2 separate regions of the Mus musculus genome follow, and region 1 is linked to region 2. The links are chromatin loops, found by intact Hi-C in ENCODE. Cell type or tissue: left cerebral cortex. All regions are shown on one strand. Links, peaks and the distances in the headings refer to the core of each region. The heading gives the core; the rest is flanking DNA. Region 1 overlaps Nfib (nuclear factor I/B). Region 2 overlaps Gm5860 (predicted gene 5860).

Evidence for each region. Peaks named below come from ENCODE experiments on the same cell type or tissue, not always from the same donor. Only the 100,000 strongest peaks of a DNase experiment are listed, where the experiment ranks them.
Region 1: a loop joins it to region 2, with 2.2 times the contacts of the local background. A loop is called at or near these places in 3 of 42 quality-filtered maps.

What each region holds. Positions count from the first base shown.
Region 1 is chr4:82,278,211-82,294,380 of GRCm38, reverse strand. Nfib (nuclear factor I/B) reads left to right here. Exons shown (of 12, transcript NM_001113209.2): 12 at 1-4,208. Among named protein-coding and RNA genes, the nearest start is that of Nfib, 220 kb to the left of the region's middle. In left cerebral cortex, for the core only: a CTCF peak has its summit at 7,264 (motif pointing left); a DNase peak (open chromatin) is centred at 5,954.
Region 2 is chr4:82,085,165-82,101,334 of GRCm38, reverse strand. All of the region lies in intron 2 of Gm5860 (predicted gene 5860), which reads right to left. Among named protein-coding and RNA genes, the nearest start is that of Gm11264, 27 kb to the right of the region's middle. In left cerebral cortex, for the core only: no CTCF peak of the experiment used is centred there; DNase peaks (open chromatin) are centred at 8,309, 8,830 and 9,833; H3K27ac peaks cover 1,382 bases.

The sequences.
Region 1 (16,170 bases), core at 4,188-12,187, 190 kb before region 2:
CCTGAAAGTTCCTGAAACCACAGTGGAAAGTGAGCCTGTCTCATATTTGGCAAAGACATTTCTTGAAGTGCCCACATAGCAGATGTTGGCTGTTTCACACTTTTGAGTTTAACACAGGAATAAGCTTTCTTCTACCAAACACATTCCCCCATCTGGAGGGAGAGCTCCCCTAGTCCCTCCCCGCCCTCTGTCATTTTGTTAATGACAGGATAGGCTGCTCCTGTGACTTACTACTTCAAAATGAATGGTGTTGCACCTAGGATCTTCTTCTTTGACATCCAGAAGGTTGACTAGAGAGAGGGTTGCTCTTCTTGGATGTATTTGGACTGATAGAGTAAAATCAAAGTTCAGTTTTTAAGGAACAAGAATAAATCAATCCTCTTATTTTACCTGCCCTTGTAAACTGGAAAGTGGAGCAGAGGGAAATATAGAATTTTAAGCAACCAATTTTTCTGTGGATGAATTAAGTGTGTTTGATAATGATGGTGGGGGTTGATTTGAACGGGTGGTACTTCAAGTATATATTTGAGTTAATTTCCCCTGAGGACTACAGGTGAATAGAGACCAATTTTATTTTGTCTTTTCCCCATCCCCCACCTGGTCCTATTGAGTGTATCCATTGCTCCAAGGAGATCTTTAGGAATTAGTGACATACGCAGTCGGCTGTAAAGAAGCTCTCTTGACCCCACCCCCAGCCCCACCCCAGGCCCTGCCCTAGTAAATAAACTGTCAAGTGTATGCATAGCAGATCATTTAATAGTGAGTTCATGAGAACGATGCTCAGAAGCCCGGGAATTAAATCTGACTAGTCCATTCATGACCACATGCTGGTTAGCACAGTGGGATTCTAGGATGCAGGTTCTAAGAAAGGCCAGCCTTGTCTGTTACTTGCTTTGCAGATAACACATCCTCTCAGCCAAGCTCATAGTGTCTTTCTGACCTATTTGCTGAAGAGTGCAACCCTACAGGACACAGTATTCTTTCCAGGCAGTCCCCTCTCCTTGTCACCCGTGAATGAACAATTGTTGCTAAAGTACATGGCACACTGTGGGCATCCCTGCCTGCCTCTTGGGTACAGAGGCCTAGGGCAACTGTTCCTTTTTTTTTTTTTTTTTTAACCTAGTTCAATGTTTCTTCTTTTCTTTGAGATAAACTTATTAAAAAAGCACTACTATAGAAAATCTCGAATCCACGTTTAGCCTTCTATTTTTTTTTAAAACCAGGAAGTATATTCTGACGAAGGGCCCCACTTTTGCAGGTCTTGCACGCCCCTTCCTTACCCAGACTGCAGAGCTTCAGGATGGTGAAGGTCACCCAAGGGCATCTGTTAGGAGGTGGTGTCTCCCACCACCAGCTCATGGCACTGTCCAACCTTTGTTGTATTGCTTTGCAGCCCACCACTCACAGTGCCTCTAAAGTGTGTGTTTCCCGAAGTGACGTGAGCAGTCGAGACTTGCCTAAGGGGGGAAAAAAAACCTGAGAGGCAGTGAAGGAGACTGTACATAAAGACATGGCAAAACCTTAAGTATAGCAATATAGTTATCGGGTAATTTTCGGGTGGGCAGCTCCATTATAAAGTATGTGAATGAGTCTGTGAAGCTGCGAGGAGAGAGAAGAGCTTGGCCTTCTTAATGAACCGCCTACCTTGTAGACAGTAATTTGTACACTGTATAGTTTTGTTAAGAATTTTTTTTTAAATTAAAATTCCCATGTTTGTAAAGCTAACTTTTTAACAATTATAATGGAACTATATGTTGTTTCCATTTTTAAAGTAAACAAGAATATTCCTTGTTTAGAGACTGGACTCGAGTTAAAACTCTCCAGGCTCTTAAGTTATGTATTAAAAAAAAAAAATCTGTCCATGTTAGGAGATATTTCACAGGTTCTTGTGCTTGAAAAGCATAGGACGCTAATCCTTAAAAAAAAGTGTAAATGGAGAAAAGTTATATTTTATGAAGGTTATTTTGTTGTATTTAGTATTGGAAGAGTTGGTTTTCAGAGCATTTCAGAATGTTGGAAGCACCGCTGTCCTTTTGTTAGTATATAAGGCCTTTTAGCAAAGGTTTTCTCCTTTTTTTTCCTTTTTATTTTGTGATTATTCCATGATGGTATTTAAGGATAAGTTTCACAGAGCATTCAGGATAGGCAGAAAAAATAATAGTGCGATGTCTCACATAACGTGTCCTCAGGGAGCAGAATCCGGATTTGTGACTTGTAGCTTCAAAAGGACTCAAGGGCAGAGACTGCACGGGAACACCTTGAGCAGCGAAGCAGGGCATGTTCTCTACCTAGACGCAGATTCTATGTACCGTGTGAAACGATGAAGGCTGCAGAAAGTTACCCCCTATCAGTGAACAGTATTCCTTCTCCATGAAACAACGCTACAGTCTTGCTGGCAGATAGGCCCCAAGCATGGCATTCAATATCGCTTACATGTTCCTGTCAAGGTCTTTTGTTCACATTAACCAGCTGCATGCTTCCTGGACTTTAAAAATTGGGGTTTCTATATTTAAAAAACAAAACATATGTGCAGGCTATTCAAGTTCAATAGTAAAAACTCAAAATTGAATGTTCTACTCCATGCTGAAGGAGCTGAAAACTGCCTTCTTCATGTTTTGCACTTTCTAGTAGTTGCCCTGTCTTTTCTAATTCCTGGAAATTGTGTGGGTGGAGTGGATCCCTGCACTGGGGGGAATAACATGGACCACTGATTTTGCCCTTTGACCCTGCACAATGACCTTTGCATCAGCCAAACTCATTGCCATGACAACTCTTTGTACTGTGTCGTGCCACAGATCTGTTGGTCACATTGTTAATAGTAAAGGGGACAAGTTGGAGACGGTCAATTTTTACATTTTTTTTTGTTGCAATTTTTCTTCAATGGTTGTAAGTAGTTTTGTTTTTTTTTTTTAATGATAAAAGGGTTCAGTAGTTAATACTCTTTAGAAATATCTGTGTGTTGCAATTCAAATGTATGTTGAGATTGTGAAAGCGCTTCAGTGGCACTAGCCTACGGGACCCTAGATTAAGCCTTTGATAACTTTTATTGCATGATACAGTACCAGTAACAAAAGGTGGCCTAAACATGAAAAGCAGTGTATGCTAGTGTCACTCAAGCCAGTCTTGTATTACTGTATTTTTGACAGAATGGTTTTGAAAACTGTGCTACAGGGACTGATGTGGCAAATATATCTCTTTATGCAGAAGGAAGTCTTTTTTTTTTTAAGAAAAAAAAAAGAAGTATGGCTTATTATGCATTCTTCATCGAGGGCATTGAAGTTGCATGGACTGATAAAAGTTGATGCAAAATGAGAAAGAAACAAAAAGACAAAAACAAACAAAAAAAAAACAAAAAACAAAAAAACCAGCAAAATGTTTACCAAAAAACTCAAACAAATGAGCAGTGCCTGTCCAATTTCACAGTCTCTGTTGAGTTCAGTTGTAAATATGTTTCAAATGACATTTTCTTGGGAAAAAAAAATCTCTACAACGTTGTGGAATGTGAGGGGCAACTGTCTCCCAGGCATAGGCGTCTCAAAGCTGCGTCAGCTGGCGTCGTCATCGGGCGGTTCATTTGTGCTTCTGTCACTGAGAACTTTGAGCACCCTGGGACGAGGTACCCCCACCTCAATGATATTTCTCTGAGAACAACTTTTGTAGGACTGTGTGTTTCTTTAGATACATTTAGTACAACTGTAGGTGACGAGTAGTCAGTCATTGCTTGCTAGCCACACACCAGGGTTGATCCATTTTAAAACTTTTGGCATATTTGTCCTCCTGGGCCATAAATACAGAACCTTGTGTTTTAATTAGATTTTTGGAAAAAAAATAAAACGAGTAAAAGGAGGCACATGCATAATCTCCATGTAACAAGCCTTTAGCAGTGGGATGTATTACAGGACAGTTACTTACTTAATTTCTGGAGTTCGGGCCTCTGGGATAGGCCCCAGACTGGGCCGGAATGTTAGTGAAGGTTTTATTGTGCCCGGTTGGAGGATAATGTTCTTTGTGTACTTTTTGTGGGTCGCAAATGAACTCGATTGCCACAAGTTTTAAACTGGTGTAAATCAAGCTTGACTTAATGTGATTGTTACTGTTATATCCAGCCTATACTGCTAGCAGCTGCTCATACTGCAGTCAATTACTGGAAGCGGATATATTTCCTATGCAAAAACTGTTTAAAACAATAAAATGAGCTATGCTACAGACTCTGGCCTCGTGTTTTATTTTTCTCAATGTCTTGATGCTCTTTCAGCATGAATGCTGGGTCAGTAGGATTTTGAAAGTTGATCCTGGCCCTTACATTTGGACGTTGGGTGACACCAGCTTACTTTCCAGCAGCTGGGAGGGTTAATATTTCAGTTCAGTGCTGAACTGCTTATCTGTGTAGTTCCTCCTCCCACGATTTTTTCAGCAGTGATAATGAAAATACAAGTGCAGGTACAGAATTTCAGACCCAGAACACCCTTTGAGCTGCGACTTGAAGACAGCGTGTGCCACAGAGACCAGACTGTGGTCTGTTGGACAGAAAGCCACAAGGACCCACACACACACACACTGTAAAGGGAAGGGAAACCCTTGCCCCTCCCTGTGACTGTGGGTTTAGTGGTTATATGAACACTGTAGAATTTTGTTCTGCAAATATCTGCGAAAGGGTATCGTCTTAGGTTTCAAAGAGAGCGCAGAACTTTAGGGCAAGCAGAGCTGATATTCTCTTTCTGAGCCAAGGGCCAGGTTAGAATCCACTCTCACTGAATGCATCGTCCAAGAATGGAGTCAGCTGGAGTTCAATAATAGCTTATTGAAAAGGAATGAGTTTAAATGGTTCCCCGATCTGTTTGAGTGATGTGCATAAATAAAATTAAAAGGTAATGCGAGCTTCTTTGAAAAGAGAGAGAGAAAATGCCTGGAATTTCACCATCGTAACAAAAACTTGCTGAGGCACATCTGAGATCCTTGATGGCTTCCTTTTGCAACCCCAGACCAGTTTTGTATGGTGTGTTCACCCTGTTATGTCTAGGGTTCTGTGGACATTATTTGGCTATGCTAACAGGAAATGTAACATCTTTGATGGACTTTGATGAGAGACTAACTGGATTTCTTAGAAGAATAAGAACTTTTCAAATGTGAAAATATCACTGAAATTGAAAGAAATTACCTATAAAGAAATGTTTTGCCTCTATAAAACTTTGGTTTCTCTTGGCACCAATTAAGATTTAGAGGTAGATAAAGATAGTGGTTCCAGAGGAGGTGGCAGAAACAGCCAAGTCTCGTTTTAAATCCTAAAGCCAGTCATCAGCTGTACAGTGGCTTATAACCTTTCTTTTCTTCGGTTCCCTTATTCATAAAGGTAGTTATCGATGAGAATGCCTGTGTGCTTCTGAGGCTGAAAGAAGAAATAATTTTTTGCAGGTACAGCTCTCTGCAAAATACCTTGTAGGTATTGTAATACAATATGATTTACACATCAGTCAAGGATGTACAGGTCACTTTTTTTCTCAGTGAAGACAATTATTTTTATCAGTCAGTTTTTGTCATTGGGATAGAAGAAATAATAGAATTTCTTATAGCTTGGAGTCATTACTTTCTTGTATCACTGTTAGCTTTAATTATATGGCAGCCAGCAAATCTCTCCTGGCAGACATGCCCACAGACTCCTTCCAGACCATGTCTTAAGTAGAAACCATGCCTGTAGATGATCTTATCATACTTTCTATAAGTTCTCTTCAGGTGATGTCAATATTTTCCTTTCTCTGGGATGAGAGAAAAGCATGGATTTCATAAGTGTGTTAATTCCCTAAGTGGTGTTCATTAAAGGAGACAGAACTCAAAAGGGATAAAATGTATGTAAGAAAAGTCCCAAGTCATGAACAGATGTAGTTGAGGGAAAAAGCATAAGGCAAAGATGCAGTGACTCACCTCCTCCCTCCAGCAAGCTGGTGGGTGCCATTTGTGTTTCTTCCATGGGACTTGCCACTCTTTCCTCCTAAAAGGGAAGGGGGAGGGGAGGGCTAGACCCAGATAGGACATCTGGCAACACTGGGAAAGACTGGTGGAGACTGGGAGCTCCAGGATTGCCAGTTTTATCTGGGGGAACTCCCACAGATTCCTTACACGATGCAACAACTACAGGAAGTTGGGCCATCTCCGTTGATGGAATGAATCCCCTTTCCTGTGTTGTCCCTTCTCTCCCAGCTCACTAGGCTCTACATGCCCCAGTGTTCTCCCTAGATTGGGCAGATTAACCATTCCACTCAGGGTTGGCACATCTCAGGCTTATTGTCTCTTGTTCAGAGTGGCCCATCCCTCCACGTCTACAGTATACTCTTAAACAGCCCAGTCTGCTGGATTCTGATACAATCCAAGTAACTCACGTGAAGGCCTGAATAGTAGTCTTAAAAGCAGAGTGGAGGCTGGACAGTTACTTTTGCCAAGAGACAATTACTTGCTATCTTTGATACAGATGGTGTGACTGTGGGTCAATTTGGGTCTACAGTCTCTGACACCTCTTTACCCCCATAGTAAAGGTTAGGAATGCAAATGGATACAGGCAGAGAGCACAATCGGGTAAGCAGGCAGAATTCACGGATGGGAAGCATGGACTTCCAATGTCCTGGGAAGGGACAGTCATGTCAACAGTAGCAGCTGAAAGCTATATACAGTTCATGAGTACAGCTTTTATGAGGCTCAATGCTTCCTGGAAACATCCACCACAATAGTGTGGCCTTTGAGGAAAATGTGTAGAGCATGTATCATTTATAGCTCAGGGTACCATTGGGCCCCAGCACCTGTGCCAGCAGTCCTTTGCTCCACAGGTGCAGAAGACAAGAGAATCTCAGAAAGAGACCAGAATCCTCTGTCAACCCTACCTTGGACTTTACCATGCTTATTTCTCACAATTATTCTTCCTCACATTGCCAAATTCTCTGTTTATATAAAACTAATGTGCTTTTTAAATATTACTTGCTCAGAGAAGGAAATAAGAGAAATTACAATAATGGAATCATAGCATTGTAAGAACCCAGGTAAAACTTTTAAAAATATTCACTTAAGCTATTCCCTGCTCTGTTTTATAATAATAACAAAAATTAAGATTTAAGTTAATCAGCATTTTCAAATATCCCTATTACCGAGACTTATCAAGTAGAGGCCAGTGCTGGAGTCGAGAGGACACACTGGGGCTGGAGAGATGGCTCAGCAGTTAAGAGCATGTGGTGCACATGCAGAGCATTTGTGTTGCATTCCTAACACCCACAAGGTGGCTGGCTACTTTATCTCCATTTCCAAAGGATCCAACACCCTCTTCTGGCCCAGTAGCCACACATGTGGTACACAGACAAAATACAGGCAAAACACCCCATGCACATTGTATATGTAAATATAGAAGTACATTTTAAATTAGAATTAATTATTTCTATGCCAGAAGCTGTTGGTTCCTGTTTTATGAAGTATTTCATGTAAACTGGAATGTTAAGAATGGGCAAAAATGAGGCTACCATATGGGCATATGCTCAGCCATGCCATTAGCTGTGAACTTTTGTGAAACCACGATGACACCATTTTATTGCTTACCAGCTACTTGGTCAGATTATAGATGGAAGACACAGATAAGGACATTCTGTCTTATTTGTAAACAAAGATTTTTCTGCAGACTTGTTAGGGAGGCAAGTTTTAAAAGAGAAATAATAAGCTCCTTACCTGTCTTTATTTGGGGAGAACCACAGAAGCAAACTAGAAAGGGATCAGTGACCTTTCATGAATTCAAAGACTGGGCGTTACATGACCTGGAAAAAGCAAGAATCATATTAACTAAGAAAAAAATATAAAAAAACAAAACATTGTAAATGTTCCAAAATAAACAAAAATAGGGAAGAAATAAAATAAAATTATAATATTTTATTATAAACCTCTTAATCTTATTTTTTAGCTGTTGTGTCACTGGCATCAAAGGAAACAGTTAAAGAACTCAGCAGAAAGAACTACATAAGACTTACCAAAGGAGTAAAGGTGTTGGGCAATAAAAGTCATTGATTTATTTTGAAGCTTGGCATAAAACTTGTCCTAGTACCAGAACGTAGAGGAATGATCTTTCCTGTGAGAACAGAAGCCTACCGTGTATAGTAGGGTCCTACTCAAGTTCCCGAAAGTTGTCTTAAGTAGACTGTGTTCTGCCTTAGCTTGTGTCCTAGCTGAGAGCAGGGTACCTGGTGGTGCCGAAGTCCACATGAGTCTGTGGCTTTTTCTCTACAACTTCTGGAACATCATTACTTCAGGAAGTCCCTCAGGTGAGAAGTTTCCAGGCATGTTCCCCATCTAGCTTAAAAGAAGTTGGTGAGAAGAAGTTAGTCAAATTCATGTTAGACATCACCACCAAGCTACCAACCTCATGACCACCCCGTTAAGAGGAATGAAGTTGGATTTGAAGAGATATCTTGGTAGTTAGGGGCACTTGCTACTCTCACAGAGGACCCAGGTTTGGTTCTCAGCACCCACATGTGTGGTGTCTTACAACCATCTCTAACTTCACTGTCAGGAGATATAGAACCCTCTCCTGGCCTCCTCCATCAACAGGCATATTGCATACATGCGAGCACTCACATACACATTTTTTAAAAGGGTAATGAGGTTACCAAAATGAAGATGGCACTGCCAAAAATGATGGTGGTGGTAGGAACTGTTTTAAATACCAGTGAGAGATGGTCTTGCTGGCAGCTAGATACTTACTCTTAAAAGGAGGGCAGGAGTTAAAGTCTGGCACACACAGCATCTTATGCAGGACCTGCAAGTCTCATGAAAGGTAAGTACTGAAAATTATAGGAAGCCCTGGACTTCAGTAATGAACAGTAGGAAATAGGTTAGGGAATAGAAGAAAGGGGAGGGGGCTTTAACTAGGGACACAGAGAGAAATAACTACAAAGGAAGGCGAGAAGAAGGTAAAATAAGAGGATGCCTGAAAACGTCATACAGAATTGTATTATTAACTACATAAGAAACCCTATAATACACATAAGCCTTCTATAAATATGCATCTATAGTTTAGAGGGAATACTCATATTTGGGCTGACAGTGCCACTCCAATAACCAAAGACCATCTAACAAAAATCTCAACACCAGGCATGAGAATCTCTCTTCTGAGTTATTGGTCAGGGCTGTCTAAGAGACTCCCAGAACATGACAGGTGGTTGCTGTTATCCTCTGTTGCCCCAAAGAAGTGGAGGATAAGTCCATATTGCTGAAAATACATGCACTTCAGATACAGAGGTCATGCGGCCCTGAGCTGGAATTGACTTGAATGTCTAGCTTTCACAGCACCAGAAAATTCTATTAAAGGTTCTAAAGGGTGGACGCAACCAACAGTCCTACCCAGCTATGACACCTATAAACCACAACAATTACCAGCATGTCACAGTAACCCTAAGGATATATAATGGCACACATACCTTTGTGGTAACCAACAACTCTCTAGTTGGATGTAAGGCCTGCTCAACAAGAAATAATTCATTCCTAGTACTGAAAATCTAGCCAACGACCTAGGGCTAGTGAAGTCATGGATCTTGGAGAAGAACTTACAACAGCAACTTTATAAAACAGCATAATCCATAACTACATTTTTCCTTATACCCACAGATAGGTGTAGTCTTAAACTATTCTTCAAAGAAACTTCTCTTTGCAACATACAGAGACCATCATGGAAAACCACAACCAATCAAAATGCAGAGTTGTGGAGCCCAGTCTGGATGGGCATATCTATAAAAACAACTCCAGAACCTAAGGCCCAGGGAAATGTGAGGAGGAGGAGGAAGAGAAAGATGATCAGAGAGTTTGCTGTGAGAGTTTGTGTCTCATAAGAATGTCATAAATTACACCCATAAAGTCTCACCAACATGATGGCCTAAACATGAGTGGAACCAGGAGAACAGTAGACATGCCAAAGAGAACAGGGAGAAGAGGTCTCAACCATACAAGAATGGTGGACAACTAAAACTACTGATAGTGGGAAGAACACACCAGGTTGTCTGATGCCAAATGATCAGCCCCAATAACACACATACGAGCAACATTATATAGACTATAAAGGTCATATTTATGAATATATGTATATACACATACAAATATACTTGTAACAACAGTTAATGAAAAGCAGAGGCCATGAATTTGAAAGAAAGCAAGGAGGATTTGAAGGGAGCAAAGAGGAGGGAGAAATTCTGTAGTTATAACCTCAAAGTAAAAGTTTGTTGTTTTATTTTTAAATAAAAAATGGAATCAGTTGGCTAGTCCTAACAGTATTAATACCTTGGCAGAGAATTGGCAGAGAAGACCTTCTGCATAGAGTTCTGTTCTTGCCAGTCCATTAGGACCTGGTTCAGGAAAGTAATCAGGTGTCATTACGAATGATTTTATAGTTCTGAAGAAGGCACAGGGGTATGCCCCAGTGTATACTAAAGAATGTAGATTTATAGGGGCAGAGTTTTAGTATTGGGCAGCACACTCCAGCAAGGGGATCAGAGAGGCAACACTCACTGCCTGGAGTGGCTTTGTAGGTACCCAAGACTTGGGAGTAGCTCCACGTGTTCACTCAGAGATGTTGGCGGTTAAATATTGGCCAAGCAGTCTAATTATGATGAAAGTGGGATTCCAGGCCTCAACAAGTTTCCTTTCTCAGTGAGTGCCCGGAGCAGAAAGGCGGAGTGCTTGGTATGGCTTCATTGTTTGAGCCTGTGTGCAGGTGCCTAATATGAAACAATGAGCTTCATTGTGGTGGTAACTTGCCCTGTGCATGCCAAAGCCAACGCATATTGCTGAGGGCAGGTACGGAAGTTGGTGGTGATGCATAGCCAGGTGGATTTGGATCAAAATGGCCTCCGTAAGCTGACAAAATTCATCATGGCAGGCCAGAAAGCAAACGATTTGCAATGCTTCTGCAGCAGGGCTGTGAGTTCAGCCAGGATCACGGCAGATGCATCTGTTTTCTACATATTCCACAAATGGAAAACTGTTACAGTATGGAAAACCATACGTGCTTCTTCTTAAAGAAGGTACATGTGAAAATTTGTAAAATATGAGAAGGAATCTTAGAAACTTGTTTGGTTCAGTTTGATATTTTTGCAGTTTGTTCTCTAGATGAAGTTCAGTTAAGATAGTAAAATATACTGTGTGATTTCTTTTTTTAAAAAAATCATTATTCCTTGTACAGTCTCATTAAGGAAGTTTTTAAATGCCTGATTTCATAGGAGTAGGCATCCTTGTTAAGCCTAATTTTCCCAACCAAAATTGTATAAACAGTGGCCAGAGAGATGGAAATACATACATACAAAATATCAAAACCAAGTGTGAAGGGGTATGTGACTGTAGCCTGGTAGTTTTGAAACATTTTGCAGAAAAGATATTCATTTATGAAATACTGATGAACCTTGTGTCATCTGGCACTGCACACTTTCAGTTCTTACCCATCAGGTTTTTTTCAGGCTTCTTGGATGCCAGCTTGTGGAAGATAGTAAGATAACTCACCTTCCTTTGCTGTGGAGGCATAGGGGTAGGCATAGATGATCAACTTTATTTTCTCAAAGAAGCTTCCTGGCAACACAGAGAGCCAGCGCCACAGTCTGCCCCCGGGACAAAGAGTAAGCCCCGCTTGCCCAGGGTTCTCCTTCCTGGTCACAGCGTGTGACTTCTGATGCCCTTTCTCTGGGGCCTGGTTGACCTGAGTCTGACAGAAACTCTCTACTGAAAGGAAGGAGGCAAAGTATGATTAATGGGCAGTAGAGCAAACAGCTTTATGTCTGAGTACCAAAACACTTTAGACTGCAGACCCTTCACAGGGAAAGTAGGGACAATCAAACCTCCTCCATATGTTTGGTGTAGGATGTGAATCGAGATGGTATTGTGTGCTCTGTCGGACCACAGTTCTTGATACATAATAGATCAGAAAGTATATGTCTTGTTGTATTTCTGACATATATCTTCCCTCTCAGCCTTTCCACCTCTCAAGTTATGGATAGGCCTATGAGCCAAAGTTCTATTTATTGTCCCTAAAATATCTACTGTGTAACACTTCCAAGTGCACAAAAATACATATTTATTTTGTAAAGATCTCAAGCCCTTGTTTGGGTCGTATTGCATTCTGGTCTTTCTTTCTGCAGGCTGCCCCTCCATTTTACCTCATGGTGTATTGTATTTCTGTTTCTTTACTCCAAAGGGTACAAGAAAGTGAAGGCAAGGTACTCCCTGTCTCCCGACTGCTAAGATCACCCTTGCTCTCAAGTCTCTGCTGCTGAGGGAACAGGTTTGTAACTATCTTCAGGTGATTCCAAAATCTACCCCAGGGCTTGGCTCACTACCATAGATGTGTAACTACCAAGAGAAATATCAATCCAGACATCCCATTGGTCTTGAAAAGGGGCATTCTCTGGAAACATGTGACTGTCCCTATTAGTGCTGGCTTCCAGAGAACTCCTTTGACCTGACATAGAGCTAAGTGGGCATTGTGGGAAAGGCAGCTGGCCATTTACTTCCTGTAGTTGGCCTTGATTGTACCCAAGAAGGGGCCTGGGAGTCAGTGGGAACTCCTGATCTCCTGTGACATCATTTCTCAGTAGGAGAACAGCTTCCACTCCTTTGGCTCAGAAAAAGAAGAAAGCAGATAAGAACCTGAACCCAATCTCAGGAATGCTGCATGCCTAGAAAAAAGTCAGGCTTCCCATTTCTTGATGAAACTTGAGCAGCATATCTGGACTAGGCTTTCACGGGCCATGAACTTATGTTCTCATTATGGGCACAATGAGTGAAATCCAGGTCAGTGCAGAACAAAGCCTAAGTTCTGTTTATATTTTATGTTTTCTTTTTCCCTGTTATACCTTTGTTTTCAATGCATACCCTTCCACTTCCAAGTTCTTGAAGGGAATGCTATGAAATGAAAGTAGACAGCCTTTGGCTATTAGACTTCTATGATCTAATAAGAGTTAGATGAGTTTGACTTTGCAAGACCAAAGGCCAGAGCAGGTTCTGAGGATGGAAAATCCAAGTTATATTTAAGCATCTTATCTAAATATTTAAATATCTTATACTTATTAACTTATCTAGGTCTTAGCTGACCCCTTGGACAGCTTCTCTCCTCTTCCTTCTCTATGCCTCTTCTCAAGGATTGGTACTTTGGGGTCTCGGCCTTTGCTTAGTTCCTTGACCCTCAGTGAGAAGTCAACAGTCCTGTCCATGTTAAGCCATGAATGAACCCCTTACCCCATCTCCATCACATTCCCAGTGGTGTTTTCTCCAAAAATGGACTTCATTTAATTTCAATATGAGGGAAGAAAATTCTATAGCATGTAATAGTTAGAGGCTAGCAGTGTGCCACAGAGAGACATGGACAGGAACCAGGCTGATTAGTTGTGAGCCTTGAATATTTTGGACATGTTAATGCCTTAGAGTTCCAATGTCTTCAGCCACAGAGAAGAAATAATGGATATTCTCAACAGGATATACATAAAGCGTCCTCCTGATGCCACAAAGTGCTGTGAGTGCTGTTTTAGGCCTGAACTATCTACACTTAAGATCAGTTCCAAAATGGGCATGGTGATTACGGAGGCCTAGACAGACAGGAGCTATGACCATCACAACTCCCCCCACCTCCCCACTAGTTGTGTGTCCCAAGGCTGTTTCTGAGCAAAGAAGGAGGAAGAGAAGAGCAAAGGTTATAAGCTGATCCCCTGTCTGCAGTCAAGGGGTGCCTAAACTGCCCACCAAGACCCATTGCATTTTTTTCCACATAAGAACCTTGGAGGCTCAGTGGCAATGCTCTTGGAGAATAAGCAGTATTGACTACACCCTGCTAATGATGCTAGTTGAGGAGTTCTTGAGTTGCCTGGATGTCATGTTGTCCACAGGCCACCACTTTCTTTCTACTTAGTAGAAAGTAGCCAGGGCAGTGCATTAGCTTCATCTGGGGGCATGGCCTGGAGAGGGGAGCCGTGGAGGGTGATGCCAGGTTGCAGTCAAGAGTTGAGAATCCCTGTCATTCAATGGCTGAGGCTGTGGGGTTTCTTTTTTTTGCTCCCAAGCTTGAGTTTAGGGACCTCCATTTTTTCCTCATGAATTCCCAATGATTTTGGAGCTTGATAGAATCATCTCCCAGAAACTTAGAATACCCAAGATACAATTTGTAAAACACATGAAAATCAAGAAGAAAGAAGACCAAAGAGTGGATAATTCATTCCTCCTTAGAATAGGGAACAAAATACCCATGGAAGGAGTTACAGAGACAAAGTTTGGAGCTGAGATGAAAGGATGGGCCATCCAGAGACTGCCCCAACTGGGGGTCCATCCCATAAACAACCACCAAACCCAGACACTATTGCATATGCCGGAAAGATTTTGCTGACAGGACCCTGATATAGCTGTCTCTTGTGAGGCCATGCCAGTGCCTGGCAAACATAGAAGTGGATGCTCACAATCATCTATTGGATGGAACACAGGGCCCCCAATGGAGGAGCTAGAGAAAGTACCCAAGGAGCTAAAGGGGTCTGCAACCTTATAGGAAGAACAACAATATGAACTAACCAGTACCCCCAGAGCTCGTGTCTCTAGCTGCATATGTATCAGAAGATGGTCTAGTCAGCCATCATTGGGAAGAGAGGCCCCTTGGTCTTGCAAAATTTATATGCCCCAGTACAGGGGAACACCAGGGCCAGGAAGCAGGAGTGAATAGGTTGGGGAGCAGGGCAGGGGAGGGGAGGGTATAGGGGACTTTCAGGATAGCATTTGAAATGTAAATGGAGAAAATATCTAATAAAAAATTTTAAAAAAAGAATCATCTGTGTTTCTTAATTGGTGTTGTACCTTAAAACCTTTGTATTTATTTATTATAAAATTAATTCCAATAAATATATTCAAATGTATTATGTTACCCAAGCAATAAATGCCTCGGTTTCTAGTTAAATAATAAAGAAATAAGAATCACTATTTACTTCCTTTCTGGAACAAAATCAGAAGCTAATTGGAAACTCATTGATGATAACTTACCTGGCTTGTATTTTAATACACTAGGCCACCTTTATCATTAGTATCTTGTTGAATTTTAATTAAAATCCTCACCTTGTATAAGCAGGGATACTGTGCCCAGTCCGTGTCACATTGTGGGGAATCTAGGTTATTTCCAGACCATGGCTCTGATACTTTCCATCTAGAAACCTAGAGTTCCACTTGTGTTCCAACTTCCTCCTAGGGTGGCTGGAATTCAAGGGGATAATACAAGCCAACAGGCTGAACTTTATTCTTCTTTACCTCTATTTACAAATTAAGTTCATTAACAGACAGACTAATACTAAGTGCACAAAGAAACCTGTGAAGTTTGGCAGAAGGCACAGTCTAGAGTCCTCATCTTTGAGACTGGGGTCAGGGTCACTATTAGCAATTACACTGTAGTTCTTTGGTTTTAGGGGTCCTTTTTCTTTTTAAAATATCACAGTATTTTATAAGGAAATACTTTCAGCGATGCAGATTAAAGGCTGATGTTTACAGCATCACTCACCAGGTTTTACTAAGGGGTTCATTGCCATCTTCTTCTATCCCCACATCTTCCTGTGTGGCTGGATTATGTCATATTATTAGACACCATCTCATCATTGATCAGTGTTTTAGTGTTTATTCATAAGTTTTAAACCAACTAAGTAAATGATCTGGATAATTTTGATCATTGCAGGTGAATCTTTAGGATTTAAATTGAAACTGAACCTGATACATTGTTTTCTGTGCTCAAAGACATCACTACAGTAGTTCCAGTGCACAATACCTATTAGTAGACATGGAGCTGGCCTTCAACTCTACGTACACCAGTGACTTACATGGATTAGTGCTCAACAGCAGGCCCTGAAACTGCACTGAACACAGATCATGAAAGTTGTGAAAAATGTACCAAGAATCTGAAATTGTGCTCTAAATTCCTGCTCACAAGCATCCCAAGTTAGATATACTGTTTATTAATATTCAATATTCTGAAATAGCAGATAGTGAAGAGACCCAACACTTCACAGAAATGTACATACTTAGAAAGAACTAAAGGGAAAGGAATTTGGTAGGAAGTAGAATGCGAGTTTGTTTGATTAGTCTTCCTCTTCTTCCTCCTTCTTCTCCTCCTCCTTCTCCTCCTCCTCCTTTTTCTTTCTCTTCCTTCCCCTC
Region 2 (16,170 bases), core at 5,031-13,030:
TCTCTCTTTCCTTTCTTTCTTTTCTTTCTTTTCTTTCTTGGTTTACAGATTTATTTATGTGGATTTTTTATTAGATATTTTCTTTATTTACACTTCAAATGTTATCCACTTTTCTAGTTTCCTCGCTGAAAATCCCCATCCTCTCTCCCCTCCCCCTGCTTCCCAACTCATCCACTCCCACTTCCTAGTCCTGGCATTCCCTTATACTGGGGCATAGAATCTTCCCAAGACCAAGGGCCTCTCCTCCCATTGATGGCCAACTAGGCCATCCTCTGCTACATAATGAGCTAGAGACACGAGTCCCACCATGTGTTTTCTTTGATTGGTGGTTTAGTCCCAGGGAGCTCTGGGGGTACTTGTTAGTGCATATTGTTGTTCTTCCTATAGGGCTGCAGACCCTTTCAGCTCCTTGGATACTTTCTCTAGCCTTCATTGGAGACCCTGTGCTCTGTCCAATGGATGATTGTGAGCATCCACTTCTGTATTTGCCAGGTACTGGCTGAGCCTCACTGGAGACAGCTATATCAGTCTCCTGTCAGCAAAATCTTGTTGAAGCCCAAATGGAAATCCAGTCTGGACCTTATAAAATATACTATCTAATTTCTATTGGCTATGATTTTTCTAGACCTTTCTAGTACCTCTTGTCATGGTCTTATCCTTTAATCACATGGTCATGTTGACATTGACATATGCAAACTCAGACACAAGTCATATGGGTTTTCATTGGTTGCCACTGTTTGTGAAATCTATTTACAAAATCACAAGTAACTGTTCTAGTCAGATTTCACCAGGAGATGATCAGCTGATCAATCTGAAGCATGTGTACTGCTGTGCTCCAAGCCCCCACTTTCTGGCTTTGTCACACTGAGGTTCCTTAGGGCTGTCTTTCCAGGGAGATGACACTGAAAGACTAGACACATTTGTGAAGCACCATGGAAATTAACAATGAAAAGAATGTGCTCCCCCTTTGTGTAATTGGAAATACCCGTTAGCTATGCAAAAGTAGGGAAAAGAAAGGCAGCCTTGGCTCTAATCTTTGTTGTTACTTCAGTTGGGAGGGAAGCAGGGAGATTCACTGCCCTACCGGTTTAACAGAGAGACTGGAACTCTGTCCATCACCTGCGGGATCCTTTCTTGTCTTGGCTTGTTTTGGAGCTGGAACAAGGACTGAGAGTCTTAACCCTGTTTAATTTATGTAGCTTCAGAAAGAAAGGTTGTCAGGGCCCACTTGATGAGGAAAGGGGAAGAACGGCAAATGAGACTGGGGACATGTCTGAACTTCCTCAAGCTGCGCTGTCACCCTGTTCATCAGGTAAGAAGAAAAACAGATTAAAGCGAGGCCTTTGTTTCCAAATTCCAGCCTTGCAAAGGATGTATTATGATACTCATTTCAAAATATGGTTACATCTTGAAAGCATTTTTGTTAGAGAGGCATATTATCTTTAACAATGAAGCAAGGAAAAAAGCTTGGTTCTTTACAGTAGACTCTTAAAATACCTTTGCACACACACACAGATATATATATATATATATATATATATCTTTTTACATTAGCATTCAGAAATTCTTGGCAGGAACAATAGGCATGGTTCAAAGTTCACCTCATAATCATAAGCAGACTTTTTCGTCTCCCCCTTTAGTTTTTTTTTCTGTGTTTGGAGGGGGTGGAATGAGGGGAAAAAGGGGGTTACGTTTAAACATCATTCCCCCAGGATGAGGCCTAATTTCATAATAGGATAGTTTTATTCAGAGTTAACTACTTTGGTTTGGGCTCCGAATGATAATGGTAGAAAATATAAAGTAACATTTTAAAAGCTCAGACTGAAACGCATAGCGCAGCTTAGTGAAAGCATATGTTGCTGGTGGGACCTCACAACCGCACTCCATCGCGCTCTTGCCAAATCACGCTAGTTTCTGGAGCTCCTATTTAAATTCCCCCAACAAGGCTTACAGTACAGGCTCTAGGTTTCTGCTTCACAGTATTGAAAAGGTCCTTAGAAAGCTTGCCCCTGAAGAACCAACTTCTCCTTGTCTATGTAAAAATTCAAATTAAGGCTAGTATTCAGTTACAGAGTTCAGGACTTCATGCCACCGACAAGAACAGAAAAGAACATCTGCTCTTGGCACTGCTCTGGGTGGTGACAATGGCCATAGTTCTGTGCATGCGCACACAGGCTGCATGCCTGCCAAAAGAAGAGTTAGGCTTGATGGCAGTCAGCCTTTGCAGGACCCTGAGATGCCACATGATCAAAACCCAGTTTCACAGAAAGACATTGTTCAAATTACTTCGCCTGTGGCTCCTTTTCTCTAAAAGACTGAAAATACTGCGTTACTGTTTCAGTGCTCCATAAAACCTGGATCCAGGAAAGACACCCTGAACCCGAGTGTTGCCATTATGTGTGACAGTGGTCACTTAGGAAAATGGCTTCTTTGTAGTCTTCTAATATGTTTAGTAATGGATTGATTGTTTTGTTTTGTTTTTTTACTGTTGTTATTTTTTCTTCTTTTCAGGCTTTGTTGAAATTACTGTTTATGATTTTGATAGTTCTCTCCTGGCACCTCTGAATTCTTTACAGTTTAATTATCATATCTATCACTACACTGAATAAGGTAATTATTCTACCACACACAGGCCTTTGATACTGTTTACCTATCCACATTTAAAAGCAGACTGCACTGAATAGTAGGCTTGCAGTAAGCTTGGAACTAAAATGACTTAGAAATCTTTCTGCATCTGCAGAACTACAGAAAATAGAGATATGACCTGGATCCATGCCTCAGAGCCATGCATACACAAAGTTCCCATGTCTAAACTCCATGGATGCACACACACACACACACACACACACACACACACACACACACACCCCACACTCTTTTCCTGTCCCATACTCTGTTGCTGCATACACACTTTCATCAGCTGTTGTTCTATAGCTCTAGGGTTTGGCTAGTGGAAGTATCTATCTCTGAAAAGAATGGAATCGCAATGTAGCATTTGACTCTGAGAAATGGATTTCTATAGGGTAATAGAATCCACCCTATGACCCAGAGTGCTGCATACTGAAACACCGCTCTACATAAGCACAGTGTGTTTAGTTGTACATGATCCTGATATTTATTTCTAAGTTTTCACACCACAGCTGCCTTAAACTTTATCACCCATGAGCTTGTTTGTTTGTTTGTTTGTTTGTTTACAATTACTGGAGATAGGAGGATGGCGATTTCCCCCCATGTATACCTCCCTTCTTCATTTGGGATCTACTGATCCTGTAACCTCTTTACCTTGTTTTTGTTTTGTTTTTTTCTTTCTGCTTATGTCATCAGATCTCTCATATTTTGCTTGAATTTTCCATAAAGTCTAAACACTCTTTGGACCAGTAGGTTAACTCTGTGCTCATGGGCACAAGCTGCCTAGGGGGATGCGCCGGATCTGCGGTTTGAAGTGACCCACTTCGCTCTTCAGTTTCTGTTCTTCATCGACAAAACTGGGATAAGAGTCATGCCTGAGAACCCAGCAAGTCCCTGCACATGGGCATAGAAGGACATTCCCACGGCAACTCTTACTACTCTACTGCACACCGTGCTTCTGCTAGCTACACAGCCTGAAGCTGTGTCTCCTTAGCCAAGTGCTCTGTGCTCTATGCCTTTCAGTTCTGCCTACTAGGTTCCTGGTCCTCTGCTACAGGAATGAAAGGTGATGGGTTCTTGTTCCTCTTGCTAGGAAGAGTGCAGATTTGTTTTCAAGTTGAACTTGTCTTTTAAGAGGCAAAAAAATGGTAAGTTATCTTTTTTCCCCCTGTGGATGACAAATGTCATCTGATTCCTATTATTGGAGCCTTTCCCTACTCTGGTGAGGCACACTGTACTTAAAACAAGCCATACTTGTGAAAACATTTTTCAAATATTGAATTTCCTGAACTGTCTTTGTCATTGTAATGCAGAGATATGATGTCTATATCATTTTCACAGGAGACAGAAGGAGACCGTTTTAACATTTAATGTGTAAAAGGAAAAAAAAAAATCCTGAAAAATCCCAGGCCAGGAAGCACCACTTGCAAGGCCCTATGTACTCAGCAGTGCCTCTAAGGACCTCTGTACACTGCCCCTATAGTAAGCAGTTGTACTTAGCATGCAACTGAAGTGAATGTTGCTAGTAGCCAGAGGTGTGCAGCATACCACAGTTGCAGAAAAGACACCTAGTATCTTTGATTGGGCTGGGTGTGTATAACTTACTGAGCTGCAACAAAAGATCAATAGGTTCATCAAAAGAAAGAAAGCATGGATTCATTATCTTTACAGGGTAACATTTGTTTTCCTTCGAGTTTTGTCTTCTAAGTACTGACAAACTCCTCTTTCTCTTCTATTCCAAAATAGCGATTAAATTCTAGATTCTAGGAGAGCGGGCTCTGCAACCACAATGCTTGGGCATGCATCCTGGTGCTTCTGCCGGACCGCATTGGATGTTTGTGTAGGTTCCTAACTCCTTTAGTCTTTAGATTTCTTACTTGTGCTCTGAGTCAATAGTAATAGCTTACTGGGCAGTGTCACGGTAGTGAAACAAAACTGTATGCTGCTGTGATTCAACTAGAGATTACCAAAGCAGTCACTGTTATTAAACATGGACAACATTGATCATCATCTCTAACCGTTAGTTTACTCTTTAGTCTACAAACTACTGGCACGTGTTCCTTCAATACTGCAGGGTACTGAATGTTTGAATGGCCTCTTCCTCCCCCAAATTTACCTCTCTTCTTACCTCGGTTTATTCTGTTACCAGGTGTCTTAATATAAATAGAATTCTGGTCTCTTCAGCTGTTGAGAGCTTTTGGCTTTAAGATATGCAGGGGCCCCTTGGTGTTTCTCACGAGTTTGTTCTAGAAACATTCTATAGATAGCAACTGTGGAGTCTCTTATATAATCTGGCATACCAGTCACAAAATCCCCCCATGTCTTGCTCAAATCTTAAAATCCTGTCTACATTACTTTAATACTCCACACAGTGTAAATGCCAGTGAATGACTGTACACGAAGCAGAACAAAGTCCATGTATATTCAGTTCGAATGTTTTTTTTTTTCTTCACATATTGTCATTCCCAGCTAGTTAGAGCTGTGAACATAGTAACAGCCCACGGTGTGAAGAACTGATGCACTTTTCAAAATCCTCTCTGTGTTGAGACAACTTCAGGAAAACTTTGATTCTTCTTTTTAAATATTTTTATTAGGTATTTTCCTCATTTACATTTCCAATGCTATCCCAAAAGTCCCCCATACCCTCCCCCCAACCCCCCTGTCCACCCACTACCACTTTTTGGCCCTGGCGTTCCCCTGCACTGAGGCATATAAAGTTTGCATGACCAAGGGGCCTCTCTTTCCACTGGTGGCTGACTAGGCCATCTTTTGATACATATGCAGCTAGAGACAAGAGCTCCAGGGGGTACTGGTTTGTTCATATTGTTGTTCCACTTATAGGGTTGCAGATCCGTTTAGCTCCTTGGGTACTTTATCTAGCTCCACCATTGGGGGTCCTATGTTCCATCCAATAGCTGACTGTGAGCATCCACTTCTGTGTTTGCTAGGCCCTGGCCTAGTCTCACAAGAGACAGCTATATCAGGGTCCTTTCAGCAAAATCTTGCTAGTGTATGCAATGGTGTCAGCGTTTGGAGGCTGATTATGGGATGGATCCATGGATATGGCAGTCTCTAGATGGTCCATTCTTTTAAGAACTTTGAATTCTTATGTGTGCTGATCCGTGATTACAGTCCCACTGAAAACTCAGGTGACGTCTAGCTCCCCACGTGCAGAGCTGAAGATTGGCAAGAAAACGGGGTCAGTTTGGCCAGACCATGACTCAGTTAAAGAGCTTGGCTTGTAAGAAGGTGAACTGTCATCTGAGCTTGGATGTCGTCCGTGAGGGTGAAATGCTTACCCTTCAGAATTATGTTGCAACCACAGGTGTGCACTGCAGATATTGTGGGTAAAACTGGGTAAATGGCCATCCTGTGAGTTTGTATTACTGGTATCTCAAATGTTTCTAAAGATGTATTTATTTTATGTTATATGTATGGATGTTTTGCCTGCATGCATGTGTGTGTATCACATGTGTGCCTGGTACCCTTAGAGGCCAGAAGAGGATATTGTACCACCTGGAACTGGAGTTATGGATGGTTGTGGGTTCTGGGAATTGAACTGGAGTCCACTATAAGAGCAATATGTGCTCTTAAATGCTGAGCCAGCCCCATTTTCTGGTATTTTTAATGTAATAAATCTCCCCAAATATAGCACTAAAAATCATTTTAGTACCATTGTGCTTTTGTGAGAGTTCAAGGACAGCACATTTGTCACTAAACTTGACTCCATGGTACCTGGATCTTGGCTGGAGATAGTGGGATAACTTGACTGGGGCAACAGTTCTGGTGGTCAGCTGAGCTCATCAGTTATTTAGCAACTGACATTTGCTTTGGTTAGAATGACACATCTCTAATCATCAACACAGGGAAAAAACACTGCGGAAAATGTATACACATACACATATCAATAAAAAGTGGGAGCCAATAAGAGCAAATGTAAAAATACTAAGCCAGTAATAAAGTATGCCCCCAATCACGTGATGGTGTGAGGATAATTAAAAATTGAAAAATACTCCAATTATAAATAATGATAAAATTCCCAACACAATGCCTAAATTCCCAACACAATACTTAAAATGAGCTCCAACTGAGACATTTTCTTGACCAAAACATTACTAGTTCTGCATAGAGCTACAAAGTTAAAACTGTGAGGTAAAGAGAGGGCTAACCTTGCAGTCCCTGTATATGTCACTGTAAGAGATGTGGCCATCACAGCACCGGAGAGCTGGATTTGTAGTTAGCCTGTGAGCCTCAGGCGTCTCTGGAAGCTGAGGCTCTGGATAACAAGGAGATGAAGCATACCAGAGACACCACCAAACACTGAAGAGGAAGGACCCAGGCCTTCTCATGCCTTTAGCATGAGATATTCCATGACCTTGTCCTCGACTCTTGTTCAGACTACTTTTCTTTGTCCTCCCTTCTCTCCCCTTTTCTGTTGCCTCTCATGTCTAAAACGTTGTTTAATTTTAAAGCCCCTGAGGTATAGCTTGGCTGCTGCTCAGAAGGAAAAGCCTCTTCCATTTAACAGGAATACAGGTGTCTAACAGCAACAATCATTTTCTACAGACTGCTCTCAGAGTTAAAATGAATATTTACAACAAGGACTCAAGAGGAGGAGTGCTTGACTTTTAAGACGTTTTCTCTGTCAGGCCTGGTGGATCAAGCCTTAGTGCTAGCGCCTGGAGAGCAGAGGAGATGGAGCCCTGTGAGTTCAAGGTCAGCATGGTCTCCATAGAGTCTTTCAGATCAGCCACTAAAGTAGAATGAGAACTTACCTCAAAACAAGCAAACAAACAAGCAAATGAGAGGCAATACATGGTCTGCATGCACATGTTAACCATAAAGCTGCTTTTCTGAAAAAATGGACATTAGGAGAAAGAATCGTTTTCTTTCTTTCGTTGTTTAGTTTGTCTTTGTTCTTTTTTTGTTTGCTTGTTTTTAGACAGTCTTTGCTTCACATTTTATTTTCATGAATATTAGGAGTCTGACATGGCCTCAAGTTACATAAACTCTCTGAGCTTCAGCCTTGTCCTATGTTGCCCAATCGATACTCACTCTTTCTTCCTTAGTTGTTAAGCACATATAGGACCCACAGCAGAGGACCTCTGATGGCTTCCTGTTCAAGGACATTGGTGACCATCCCTTTCTTTCCTACTCTAATGGAGACTGAGATGGTGGGAGATTACATGTATGTATTTGCATGTTACACACAACAATTACATATATGTATGTGTATATATGTATTTACATCTGTATACTTGTATTACCATATGTAAATAATCAGATAAATCAATGTAAACTCAAAATACTGGAAATAATAAGAAAACAATCTTCCAAAATTCCTATCAAATTAGAAATAAAACCTTAGTTCTGGGAATTCAGGAATGAATCCAAACAATCAAAAACATAAGGGGAAAGCAACAAGACACATGCAATGTTTCTTGGCAGATGTGCCCCCATTTCTCCTCACAGAACCCATATGAAGACAGTGTTCTCTTTAAGAGTGTGCAAGTGTCTTGGTGACTGCAGAGGGTTTGCCCTCATGCTAGTGTTGTCAAAGGTCTTGGTCTTTTCCCTTTTCAAGTCTATCCGATAAATCTTCCCCTTTCTTTCTCTTACTTCCTCCCAAATCCTCAGTGACAGGGACAGCTGCAGTCCCTTCCTCCCCCTCTAGCACTCAGTGTGGAAGGCTGTTGCCATTGGAGACCTCCCCAGCTCCCACAAGCTCTTTCTGTCCAAGAACCTAGGTGGTGGACTTAAAGTAGTAGAAAACAGTCAATAATTAGGAAAACAGATTTTTCAGCCAAACTAAGTAACTAAAGCTTGGATTTCATATCTGAAATATTGGTTGTGCTAATTAATTAGCACAAAAATAATGGTCTGTAGGGAAACATGGCTGTACAAACTTTTGGCTGGACCTAGCAAAAATGAACAATAGGCCCAGGAAAATGTTAATAGCAAAGAGAGGCATTCTAACAAAGTTTTACAGTATGTGGTTTAGGGTCCTCGGGGCGAACATATGCATTACACATCTAACCCCATACTGAGAAAATAATCTCTAATGCTGGTTCCTCAGCTACTCCTATTAAAAATTCTCCAAAATAGAAAGCCTGCCAATTTCAGACTAAGAATAAATGGCTCATGGTTCCTTCTGAAACAGCATCCAAGATTCATGTTCTCAGCACTGCACACAAAATCACTGGGGGAGGAACTGCTCTGGTTTCTGGGGAGCCAGAAAAAGCTCACATGTCAAGGCAGCTCCATTTCTTTCAGGCAGGGCACCCGAAGGTCCCTGTTTGTTCATGAAGGTTTCGGTCTTGATTTGATATTAAAAGAGGCCAGGATCCAGCTTTGCTTTTGTTAATATGCAGCCAATATCTATTTAGAATTCATGATGGAGGGGCTATAAAATGTATTCTGAACTTGGTAGGCTGTCACTTTGCAGAATCTACATGAAGAAAGGAAGAACCCAGTCCATTTTTCCCCCAAGACAGGGTTTCTCTGTGTAGCCCCAGCTGTCCTGGAACTCATTCTGTAGACCAGGCTGGCCTCGAACTCAGAAATCTGCCTGCTCTGCCTCCCAAACCCAGGCTATGTATGTGTGACCATGGTGGGTTTTATGGAGCACCGTGATGCTCTATTAATGGACCTGAAATTTGGATGAGTGGAGAGTTTCTTTACATAAATTATTGTATAGTTAAATAGATATTGGTACATGAAATGATATTGGTGAACATATGTGAGGAAAGACATGGGAAAAATTTTAAATTGTTTCAAACCTTTGTATTGTGATGTGTGATGTGTACGTGTGAGTGTGTGTGTGTGTGTGTGTAATGACTGAAGAAAACATTTGAAATGTGAAATTATATATCAAAGTCTTCAGCTACAATCTCAGCTCCCAGCTGTGACAGTCTGATTGTTCCTCTAGCTTTCTCATGCCTGGGTGTTCCTATTAGTAATGATGAACTCTTTATCTCTGTCCATACTACAGGGAAGTGAGGACCAGGCTGAAGGGACAATAGACCACTCTCAGACCTAAATTCTTAAATACATATATCCCTTGGCTTTTAGTGGCTAAAATAGAAGGTGATGTTAAAATATTGCCATGTGTCAGTTATTTAATTTCTTAATTTGGGAGTCTGATTCTGCAAATACTTGACATTGACTGGTTCTCCAAGGCTCTGAGAGGCTCTAAGTACCATCTCTCATGGAGACACTCGTGATCTCTGATCCCAGGCTGGTGGAGCTCTGTGTTAGGAGTCCACACCTGCCTAGTGTTGAGCTGCTTGTTGTTACATCTGGGCAGGTCTCACTTGTATTTGACACTGTGAAGACAAGTAGACAGAACAAGACTCTCATTTCCCAAGTTTCTGACCTGTTCACTCAACCTGAGAAGTAGACGGCAGTCCTATACACATCAATAACTTTCAAATTATGAGTCCCACATTCAGAGTGACCTTGATTTCAAGGCTCTCTTAGGCATCCTGTTATTCCTGCTGGCTCCTGGATGTTTCTGTACATGACCTACAGCTTGTATGACCCTGTCCCTTTGAGGCAGCCTCTGTTCTCAGAAGTTAGAACATTTAGGCATGTTCCCAAAACTCCTTTGCCTTGGGATTTGGCCTACAGAGAGAAACACTTTTCTTTCTCTTTTGGCTGCTTCCAAACCTGTGTGTGACTGCATAGTGTTATGTCTGCTGAGTGTGAGCGTAGAAAGGACAGGCCTCCATTTCCAAGAATCAACAATTATGCTCACAGAGACAATCCATGAGATTTCTTTGGATGTGCTTCAAGAGGCCATGCCCGTACAAACACTATCCAGTATTTTCATTGAGTCTGAATTGGCCATTGAAAGTGTCATTTCACAAGGACCCTATTCTAAGTCAAGTTCCTTACAATATGACAGCATTCCTTTTTATTTCTAAGCCTGGCCTGTTTTATACCTTTGACCCCTTTTATGTGTGGCAAAGGGAATTACAATTCAGTTGTGTTTCACATGCTGACAATTTTGACTTCATGTCCTTGGAATTTTGCCTGGCAGATGAACGAAGGGCTGACATTAGGTTGCGTATATGCTGTGCTCTACAATTAGAAGAGGCACAGAGCTGCTCCATGGGCTGTAATGGTATTTCATCACCCCCCACCTTGTTCTAAGTAAGGATCTGATTCTCAACAATTACATATGCTGTGGTAGTCTATTCATAATAGTATTTCAAGATCAGACTAATATCTACCTACACACCTCAGTTTTTTAGCCAGCACAAGACTGAGAGAATACAATGAGTAGCCCATAGCTGTATTAGTATTATTCTTCCTTACATACTTTGTGGGTGTGTTGTCTTAAAGACTCTGACTTAAGGAGGCAAAGACATCCTTGATGAATGTCACATAGGACTCTCCAAGTACTAGCTGGTGGGCTACTGTGTGTGACCGAGATACTACTGAATCTCACTGGAACTCCTCTTGATTGGTCCTATATGCACAATTTTCTGCAAAGAGTCATCTCCTTACTCCCATTGATTATTACAATGTCCATATAAGGACAGGGAGATAGGCTAATCTATATAATAATGGAAAGCTGGAGGACCACTGTAGTAAATATGCAGTTTATGTTCATTTGCCATGCTTTAGAGAGCCCTATGAATATAAGGAAAGTCATGGCATCAGATGAGGCCGAACTAGCAAAAATAAAGTGCAATATCACTAGACAACGATCTTTATTCTCGGTCCAAGACAAAGAGAATTTAAGGCAAAGGAGACGTGGTGTGGCTTTATGGGCACATCCAATAACAAAGTGATGCAACATAACTTTGACCCAGATGCAATCTTTCCCTCTGTTCCAAATTACAAACAAGCTACTCTGCAGGGACCAGTACAGTGGGAAGCAGATAAGAGCATTTCGTCACCATCACCTGAGAAGGGTTAAGGGCACAGCAATGAAGCCACACAGTAGTCTGCCAACTTGGTGCTTATGGCCATTATGGAAACTGTAAGAAATAACAAACAGGTAGACTTTTGCTTTCTTCCTAAGGGATTTATAATCCAATGGATCTGAGATGAAGAAAGAGGAATTCTTTGAGCTTTTTGGAGTGACTATATTAATGAATGTGATTTGGAGGCCATTTGTCTAATGAAGTTGAACTGAGTGAAGTCTACTATGAGAACCAGAAAATGTCATTTCAGTCTTCTACAGTAATGCTATAGTAGGCCCCTTTCTTTTATTCTTCATACGGTATTTTGTCAATCTCTTTGTAACCTTAGTTGTGAAAAACTAGATTATGAAGAAATACAAAAATATTTTTATTCTGGGAGACTATACAAATTAAAAATACTGTCACTAAATGTTTGAAGCTTTAATACCTCTTAAAAATATTCCAACATGACAACCACAGTCCTACTAAGCTATCACTTCTATGAACCAAAACAAGGACAAGTGTGTCAAGATAAACTTTGGGGTGCAATAGTGGCACAGATACAGTGGCAGTAATCAACAATTATCTAATTTGCCTGCTTAACAAGAAGGAAGCATGCCTACTGCCAGAAACTTAGGCAACTACTTCGTGCTAGTGAATTCATCGATCTTGTAAGAGAAACTTTAACCACCACTTTACTAAACCAGTATAATCCATAACTGCATCCAAGTATTCATCCTTATATCCACATATAAGTATAGTCAAGTCAACATAGTTTTGCAAGAGCAGGTGACTATTACAGAAAAACACACAATGAAAATACAGAGTTGTGGAGTCTAGTCCTAACTGATACTTCTAGAAAACATTGGTACAACCAAGATTCAGGGAACATTAGGAAGAAGGGAGGTGAAGATTGTAAGAGACAGAGGACTGAGGAGTTTCTGTGAGATTGTGTCCCCTAGTAGATGTCAAATCTAAACCTATACAGTCTTACCAGCAAGACTGCCTAAACATTTGCTGAGCAAGGGTAACATGGACATGCCAAAGTGGAAGGAAAGAGGAGGCAAAAAGAATGCAAGATCCAGAATGTTGACTTGTGTTCCTTACCAGCACCCTTGAAGGTGGGGGTAAGAAGTTGCAGAGTCAACAACACAGACTCCGGGAGTCAGTCAAGTGGCAAAGCAGACTCAATTCATATTGCAAGGAACTGGACAAACCTTCAGACCCTAATCCCACCATCTCACTCTTTCAAGTAGCCTGAAGTTGTGCTGTCTCTTTCTCGTTGGCTCACTCCATCACCTGATTCAATGTCAGCAGTCTCTAGCCATGCCAGCAGATTCTAGGTCGGCTTTGGGAGGAAGTATCAGCTATGCATGCAACAGCATTGCAACTGAGCCTGCTTGGCTAAGTGCCTCCTACAACAGAGAGGATGAAGGACACCAAGGAAAGAAAGCCTCCATTAGTAGGATTGATGCCCATATGAACTCACAAAGGTTGAGGCAGCAAGCACAGGGGTTGCAGGCATAGAGCTGAAAGAAGCGAGGAGCTACCTCCAATGCTAACCACTTGCAAATAGAAATTTAGTTTACCTCAAGTCTCACTGGAGATACAATTTGCTCTTACCGGTCAGCTGCCTGTTCAGAGATGTTGCACAGAAAACAAACCCAATGGCATTTTTGAAGGTTCCTTGTCTCATAATGTTTTGTCAAGGTTTGTTGTTGTTGTTGTTGTTTCTTTTTAAAATTTTATTTTTAGTTTAACACATCCCTCCCTGTTCCCCCTCTTCTCTCCCCCCTCCCTCCCCCTCCTCTTCTATAGACCATTTGTGCATCTATCATGGCTTCTGGTTTGGTGTTTTCCTGGGGTTCTTGAATCTGTGAATGAATGACTTTCTGCATCTCTATGTTTCTTGTGCCTTTAGGGCCTCTTCTATCTTTTGTATTGACCTTTAATTATCTGTTAGTTTCTGTTTTATCTTATTATATTTCTTTTTTTTAAATTATCACTTAGAAGCCTATTTGTTTTCTAATGAGAGACACAGAGCGATTGGATCCAGATGGGAGGGAGGTAGGGAGAAACTAGAGGAGTAGGTGGGTGACTGTAATCAGGACTTATATTATGAGGAAAAAAATCTATTTTCAATAAAAGGAAAATGAGAAATAAAAAAGTTAAAAATGTTTCCCATATAAACTAGATAAAGCACAAGAATGTTGTTAGGGTGAAAAAGCACTCCACAGCTCTACTGGATGCAGAATAATGTTTGGTTTCAAATATGTGAAGGTAGCCGATCATGGTGACACCGTCGTGGTCCCAGGACTTGGCAGTCAAAGGCAGGCAGATCTCAGTGAGTTTGAGGCTAGCCTAGTCTACATACTGAATTTCAGAATAACTAGGGCTACACAGAAACAACTTACTACAAAAAGTAAATTGAAGCATTCTGCTCAAATATTAAGTAGACCAAAGGCATGCTCAGAGAAGCAGTATCTCAAAGGTCTCACTCCAGTGTCTCTCCCTTAGCCACTAGACTGTTCTTCCCATGAAAATAAGAGTAGTGTGAGCAAGATAATGAAGAGAGAACCAGGGTTGATACAAATCAGAAGAAAGGGGAAATTTTAAATGAAACTGCTAAGCTAACAAAAGTGACCCAGCAAGAAGCACGTGGACTGGAATAGAACTAGTAGTCATTAAAAGGAGGAGAAGAAGGTGATGAAGGAGCCAATGAACTTGGCCATGTGAAAAGTTTAATCTGAATTGGTTTTAAAATGTAGACAAGGGAAACTCAACTTGAAATTTAAATTGTATGTATGTGTATGAGTAATTTGCCTGCACATATATCACACACACGAAAAGTGCCTAAGTTTGACAGAAGAAGACATCTGAACCCCAAGGAACTGGAGTTACAGATGATCTTGAGCCACCAGGTAGATGGTAGGAGCTTAACCTGGGTCCTCCAAGAACAACAAGTGCTTCTGACTGCTGAGACATCTTCCAGCTCCCAGAAGTTTGTTTTGTTTTGTTTTTTAAATGATAGCTTTGTTATCTCCAGGAAACATAAAGAGGTGCCCAAGGGAAAAGGTATATATGCATAGTACTGAAAAATATTCATATAATCTACTAATGAAAGAAGACTGTGACAAAAGCAGATGGAAGCAGGAGCCCAGCAGAGCCAAGATCCTCTTTGAGTAAAATGGATTGGTAATGAAAGTCTAAGCACCGGACACACCATAGTATCTGGGAGATGTATGTGTTCTTAAAATGGAGAAAAGATTTTAAGGAAACAATTTTAAAAGTTAATAGTGGCTCCTTTACAGGGGAGATGGATGTTAGAAAGGAATCAGAGACACTGAGTGATGTCTCAAACTTACCGCCACATTTTCTAGAGTTTTCTTTTTCTTTTTAAAGTAACCCTATAATCTTTATTTTTATGAAACCTCATATGGTTTAAAACTTAAGTTTCAACTAGTGTTTGTAAAGAAGGGTCAAGAAATCAAAGCAGTTCCCTGAATTTTATCTTTGACCAGCATGGGGGTAAGTTAAGGGTTGGTATGTAAATTTTTTTTGTTTGCCTCGACCCTTTTAAAATACCTTCCTAGGACTGGATATTTCAGGTCTACTCTGAGGCTGCATTTCACAAAGGAAATTTACCTACTAAAGCTGACTTCCTACAGGAAGGTGTAAGTGAAAGGTGGCTTTGCATGTTTTGGAATTGTAAAATGAAGACCTTTGACTGAAGGGATCTCGGATATAACAAATTGATTTATACCACTATGTGAGATGCATTTGGTAGGAGCTAGTGAAGAATACACTCAACAGAAGCTTACGTGACTATTTAGAATTTAAAAATGTTAATATTCCCAGAAATAGGCAGCCATTCATTCGTCCTTCCAATATTTATTTAAGCATGTTTTGGTTTCAGATACATACTTGGAGTTGTTGAGGGCATGTTGTATTCATTTGTTATGGAAATAAGACAATGGTGTCTCGTATGAGTGAATCATAGCACAGTATCCCAGGGGCTATATAGAAGAGTTACGGGAGCAGAGAGCTTCTGCCTAGTAGTCTATGTGAGCCTGAAATCATCTGAACTTGGTCTGAGCATCCTTCATCCTAAGTACAAATCCCACATCTGCCCCTTGTAAGAGTTATAAACCGTATGAACTTTCCCTCTCCTAGGTGCAGCTAACAAACAACCCTGCAAGCTTACCTGTCTTCAAGCATAGAAAATGTTGACTACAGTAAGCCCTCCAAAGGGGTTCATTCCTTTTATGTTTTCCCTTGGAACAAATAATAGTTCTGTTTGTAGCTTGTCTACACAGCACCGTGGTGGTCAGAAACCTAGAATTGACTTTAAATCCCCGACTAAAATCCTCAGCCTGACTAGGGGTACAGGTGTTTGTTTCATTTGGGGATTATTTGGTATCACTACATTATATATTATTCATTCACTTTTGTTTGTGTGAGGATAGTTAATTCATTCTGAAGACTCATGGAGATGATGCATTTAAAGTACCTGCCTAATATGTCCAGATGTATTAATATGTTGAAGTAGATCATTACATATATTCTTTCACTCAGAATAAGTGTATTCTGACAGTAGTTAGGGGAGTAGATTTTTGCATGTGAGAAGAAC